Linked DNA regions of Homo sapiens: region 2 is linked to region 1. Evidence: read pairs that join two places in POLR2A ChIA-PET (ENCODE). Cell type or tissue: MCF 10A. All regions are shown on one strand. Each heading gives the region's core, and the rest is flanking DNA. Links, peaks and the distances in the headings are about the cores only.

Region 1 (2,920 bases), core at 300-2,799:
ATATAGATAAATGGTCACTATACAATAGTAGGTAAGAAAAGCAGTATATAAAATTACATGAACATTAAGATCAAGTAAGGAGAAAAAATATATGCATGGAAAAATGACTTGTAAGGAAAATTTCCGAGACTTTATTGTTCCAATTTTAGTATATGTGCTGCCAAAGCGAGCATAATTTCCAAGATTTTATAAGATGTACTTCAGAATGGAGAGGTTGCAAATAATTCTTCCTTTTTTCACATATTTCTGGGTTTTTCATATTCCTACAATGAGCATTTATTAACTTTTAAAATAAGAAAACATAACAAATGCTAATTTTTGTTAAATTCCTTTTTATTTCTCACAACAGCCACTGTCAGTATTTAGGTCAGGGGAAGTTAGCCCATTTTATAGATGGCACAATAAGCACAGAGAAGCTAAGTGACCGCTAAGGTCACAAAGTGATTTAGGATCAACGTAAGAATCAGGGCCCAAGTGTCCTCAGTCCCATTCTAACACCCCTTTTGCTTTGTGATATGGCCTCCACAGATGACTGCTTTTCTATTCCTTATTCATGGTTTACTTTCAGCCCAGATACTTGCATAGCATACCATACTCATGCATATGTTCTTCAACCTTGTCTTCCAGGGTGTGCCCATGCAGATACTGACCTCACTTAGGGCCAAACACCTGGGAAGAGCAGACTTCAGAGTAGGGGATGGGAGATGTAGATGAGTCAAAAAGTATTTCATTTCCTGTAATCCCAGCACTTTGGGAGGCTGAGGTAGATGGATCACTTGAAACCAGGAGTTTGAGACCAGCCTGGCCAACATTGTGAAACCCCGTCTCTACTATAAATATAAAAATTAGCCAGGTGTGGTGGCACACACCTGTAATCCCAGCTACTCGAGAGGCTGAGGCAGGAGAATCACTCGAATCCTGGAGGTGGAGGCTGCAGTGAGCCGAGACTGCACCACTGCACTCTAGCCTGGGTGACAGAGCAAGACTCGGTCTCAAAAAAAAAAAAAAAAAGTATTTCATTTCTATCTCAAGGGCCCAAAAGAGTGCCTGGCCTTTCTCCATGGGCTGTTCTAAGCACTGTACCTAGCACAGCTGGCTTCTGACTTCCTGGGGAAGCCCAACCTTTGCTGCCCCTCCCGAAACAGGAACAGCACCTCCTCTCCTCAGAACCCAAGTCAAACTTCCTAAGGCAGTGATTCAGAACCGTTTGGGGTTATTTAACTTCTGAGAATCTGATGAAAGCTATAGACCTTCCCCATAAAAATGCATGCAGGCTTACATCCACGTATCCCTGTTCATAATTCAAAGAGGTTTACGGACCTTTTGAAGCTAACCATAGGTCCCAGGCTTCCCAATCTCAGGGGACAGCTTGCCCAAGCAGTGTGAAAGCCAAGCCCCCTCTCCTCGAGCTCTATCCAGAGTTGCTTCTTCCCTTGCCCTTTCAGCTTACACCTTTCGCTTCATTGAGCCCTAATCAGCTCCTCTCTGAGAGGTGACTCAGGGCAATTATCCACACTCCCCCCAACTCCCAATGACCCACTGGGAGGAGAGGGGAAGTGACTTTCACAGAGTCATACAGTGAGTCAGTGTGCAAGCCAAGACTAGATAGAATGTGGCATGTGGGGCTCCCAGGGCTATATTTAGGCCACTGGGAAGAGCTGCTTCTCACAGCAGGGTCTGGACATAGGCAGGCTATAAACATAGTCACATGTTTACCCCAGCTCCAGGATTAGCAGAATGAACACAGAATCTGGAGCTTCGTCACTCCAAGCAATCCCTTCTTGCATCTCCAAAATGCTCAGGAGAAACTCCATCTTCATACTGCACAAGAAGAAACTGAGGTAATGGGAAGGAATGAAAAATTCTGAATTTCTGGCGTTAGCCTAACATTTGTCCTTAGGTCCACTGCAAACACAGGCAAAACTTCAGCCTGTCTATGTGTCAGGCGTGGCCCCTGGGATATCCTCCCACACCCCAGGACCTTGCACTAGAGGAAAGGGGCTTTGGCGTAGGTCAGTCAATGATATAAATTGGTGATCAGACTTCTCTTATAAAGCACACATACACACAGTCTTTAAGATATAACTGTGACACAACTGGAGACCCTTACTCAAGACCGGAGAGAAAGAAGCAAAAAGAACCTAGACATAAATGAGAACTATTTTTTAGATGAGCAGGGAGAAATCCGGCAAGTCATATTAATTGGTAACAATAACTCCTACCCACCCTTACTGACCATCTCAACTGCACACCTAAAAGGGCCCCTGGGAATATTTCTGGAGTAAACCAACCTCTGCAGTGATGTTCTGTAAAACATTCTGTATGATGGAAATGTTCCATATCTGGGTTGTCCAATATGGTAGCCACTAGCACATGTGGCTCTTGAGCACTTGAAATGTGATTAGTGGAACTGGAGAATGGAATTTTTCCATCTTATTTATTTTGACTAATTTAAATTCCAATTTAAATTGCTTCCTGTGGCTAGTGGCTACTGTATTGGACAGCACAGCTTTAGAGGCTCTGAGGGGACATAAACTTCGGTAATTAATTAATTCTTTTATATGCTTGCTTAACCTTTCCAAATTGACTCAGAAAAAAATCCCAGGTTTGTTAGAAATCCCCAAAGGCTCTTTAGGGGTTGGAGGCAGCCAGAGTCTGAGTGGAAGACTCTGGTAAGGAAAAAAGGGAAGAGATCTCTTTGATCCATATGCTAAGGAGCCTTTCCTAGGAAAAAGAATATTATGGGCTAGGCACGGTGGCTCACGCCCGTAATCCTAGCACTTTGGGAGGCCGAGGCGGGCAGATTGCCTGAGCTCAGGAGTTCAAGGCCAGCCTGGGCAACACAATGAAAGCCCATCTCTACTAAAATACAAAAAAAAAAAAAATTAGCCGAGCGTGGCGGTGAGCGCCTGTAGTCCCT
Region 2 (2,920 bases), core at 281-2,780, 71 kb after region 1:
GGAGAAAGAAGGGGGAAGAAACAATCTAGTCTCTCCTTTCTGCTCTTCCTCCTACCCCCATGCCAAGCTTCTGCTGAATGAACCACAGTCAGAAGCCAGAGGATGAGGGAACCCACAGAGGTCAATGTACAGGGTTCCAGGCAGGACAGGGAAGGGCAAAGAGTGAATCTGATGGGTGGGAGTCTGGGGGCAAACAGTATAACTAGCGCAGGAAGATAAGCTATTCTTACATGAAACAAAGAAGCACCTAAATAGGAATGCCAACCTTGGACTATTTATGGAGCACTAAATTTATGATAGAGAGGAGGGAAGGGGAGAGGGAAAGCGAAGTAAAACTCTCATTCATACGAAGATAACAGTAACTCTTAGCTTTCATTCATCTCTCTTACTAGACCAGAGATTTGGAAAAGGGGGAGATATTATTTTGCATTTTGTTTTATTCAAGAGAAGCCTTTATTTTCCCCTTATTATTAGAAGGCAAAAAATCCTAGATATAAAAATATTTGTTTGACTCTTTGAGAAAAAAGAATCCAGTACAGATTTTCATATCCTATTATCCTTATACTACTATTCCCACCTCCCCTCCACGTGCACCACTGGAAAGAGGCTAAACCTCCAGGAGATACTGGCTTACCGAAGCTTAAATTTAGACAAAAGAACTGATGCAGACATTTGAGGTCACTAAGCTTCTGTCACCATATGGACATAATCAAACAGAAGGCAATACAGCATTGTGGTTAAGAAGGTAGGCTCTGAACCCAGACTGCCTGGGTTTAAATGCATGTTCTACTACTTACTAGCTGTGTGACCTCCAGCAAATTACTCCTGTCATCCTCCATATCATCTGTAAAATGGGGATAATAATAGTACGTATTCTACAGTGTTAGCTTATGAGGATTACATGAGATACTTCATGTAAAGTACTTAGGGTACAGTCTGCCATATAGTAAATGCTTAATAAGAGTCTTACTATTAATAAAGCCAATTTTCTGATTCTGAAGTATTATGCAATCAATTATATTTCTCTTTAATAACCTGGTCTTTGTCTCCTCTCCATATGTTTAGATTCTTCTCCAGAATCAATCTCTCTCTCATTCTGTCTCTCTCTCTCTCTCTCTCTCTCACACACACACACACACACACAGCAGATAGTGGAGTCCTCATTTCTCATTTATATCAAAGATGTTTGGATACTCTTTAATTCATTCATTTACTCATATCTTTATTGAGCACCTACTATGTTCCAGATACTGTACTAGGTGCCGGGCATAATATAAAAGTGAGGAAAAAGCAGACAAAGTCCTTACTCCTAAGAAGCCTGCGATCCAGTGAGGGATACAACATTAATCAAATTACTACAAATAAATATTATATGATATTTACTATCTTATAGTACACTACTAAGTACTATCATATAGTATTTATTTGTAGTAATTACATTAATGAAAAACCTGAGCTGCAATATCACAATACACTTACGGGCATTGTCCATCAGCTCAGGTTTTTCATCATCTAGAGAAAAAGAGGAGCAGAATTCCATGAGCTACAAGTGAGACACCAGGCTTTGCTGTCCAATGTGGTAGTCACCAACCACATGTGGCTATTTATATTTTAGTTGTAAGTAACTAAAATTAACTATAAAGTTTTAAATTATGTTTCTCATTTGCACTAGCCACTTTTCAAGCATTCAGTCATCATATGTAACTAATGGGTACTGTATTGAACAGTGAAAATACAGAAGATTTCTATCATTGTAGAAAGTTTATTGCACAGCCCTCAGATATGAAAGAACCCTTCAGTTGTGAAAGAACCTCATATATAAAAGAAATTTCCATGGTTTGGAAAGGGGAGGTGGTGACAAAAGTAGGGAAAATGCTGTAAGATACAGAAAACATGGCAAAGATAAGGTTTTTCAGCTTAACCATAATTTCAATTTCTAATAGACATGAGGGTCCAAGGGTGATACAAGGCTAAAATATTGCACGGACTAGTTCCCTTCCCTACCACTTCCTCACCAAAAATACATTTTTCTAATGGAATTTTATATTCAATTTCAGGTATTTTTTGTTTGCATTTTTTGTGATGTAACTTCAAGGGAAAACAAAATTCACTTTATAATGAATTATCATGTTTACGTTCCAACTTTTTTGCAATGAAAAGCTATAGGGGATATCTGTATGGGCCAAGTGGCTTTTCCCAGAAGCGACATGATTTCGGGATTTGTCAGTTAGCTCTCTTCCATATTCTGGACGCCACCATTTCTTACTCATGAACATGCCACTTTTTCAGATTTCCTTTTCTCATTATCTCGGGGACACAAAGCTTTAAGTATAGTTTCACATTGACTGTGTTTACATCCAGGGGGTCAGAAGCAAGGGTTCTTCGTTTTCCTGTGTGTGATCACGGAGCCAATGCTCCCTTTTCATTGGTACTTGACAGTGCCTCAGGAAAATGCTGTAACTAGTGTGTGTGTGGCGGGGGAAACGGGACTTTTAAATTTTGCACCCAGGATAAATCTGCCATGTGCACAGAAAAATAAGAGGAGTCCTGGTGACAGGTGGCAGTTTTCTACCTGGGAAAAGAAATTCAAGTCACCAAAGGGGAAAAGAAGCTTTACTTATTTTCTAGGTCTGAGAAAAATCACAGCTGTTGTTGTTAAGAATTCTTATCAGACAGTCTTAATTAGTAAGTCAAAATATGGATATTGTTTCTCAGTTATGGATTGTATGAGTAGATAAATTATAAAATGTGGTCCCCAAAGCTGAAACTAACCTAATACTGAATCCCTCCCAAACAATCCAGCTGACCAACATGTAGGAAGTCCTCCCCTGAGACTGCCATGGGGTGAGGAAACCCAACCACCTGTGTGAAAAGGCTCACATAGAGGAAAACCAAGGACTCTGGCTGGCAGCCCCGGCTG

Evidence for each region. ChIA-PET counts read pairs that join two places held together with the same protein. Peaks named below come from ENCODE experiments on the same cell type or tissue, not always from the same donor. Only the 100,000 strongest peaks of a DNase experiment are listed, where the experiment ranks them.
Region 2: POLR2A ChIA-PET joins it to region 1 with 5 read pairs; 4 of 35 experiments call an interaction of 5 or more read pairs at or near these places.

What each region holds. Positions count from the first base shown.
Region 1 is chr5:139,984,346-139,987,265 of GRCh38, forward strand. All of the region lies in intron 1 of NRG2 (neuregulin 2), which reads right to left. Among named protein-coding and RNA genes, the nearest start is that of NRG2, 57 kb to the right of the region's middle. RefSeq lists an enhancer at 951-2,150. In MCF 10A, for the core only: no CTCF peak of the experiment used is centred there; a DNase peak (open chromatin) is centred at 1,576.
Region 2 is chr5:140,055,521-140,058,440 of GRCh38, forward strand. No RefSeq gene overlaps it. Among named protein-coding and RNA genes, the nearest start is that of NRG2, 14 kb to the left of the region's middle. In MCF 10A, for the core only: no CTCF peak of the experiment used is centred there; no DNase peak of the experiment used is centred there.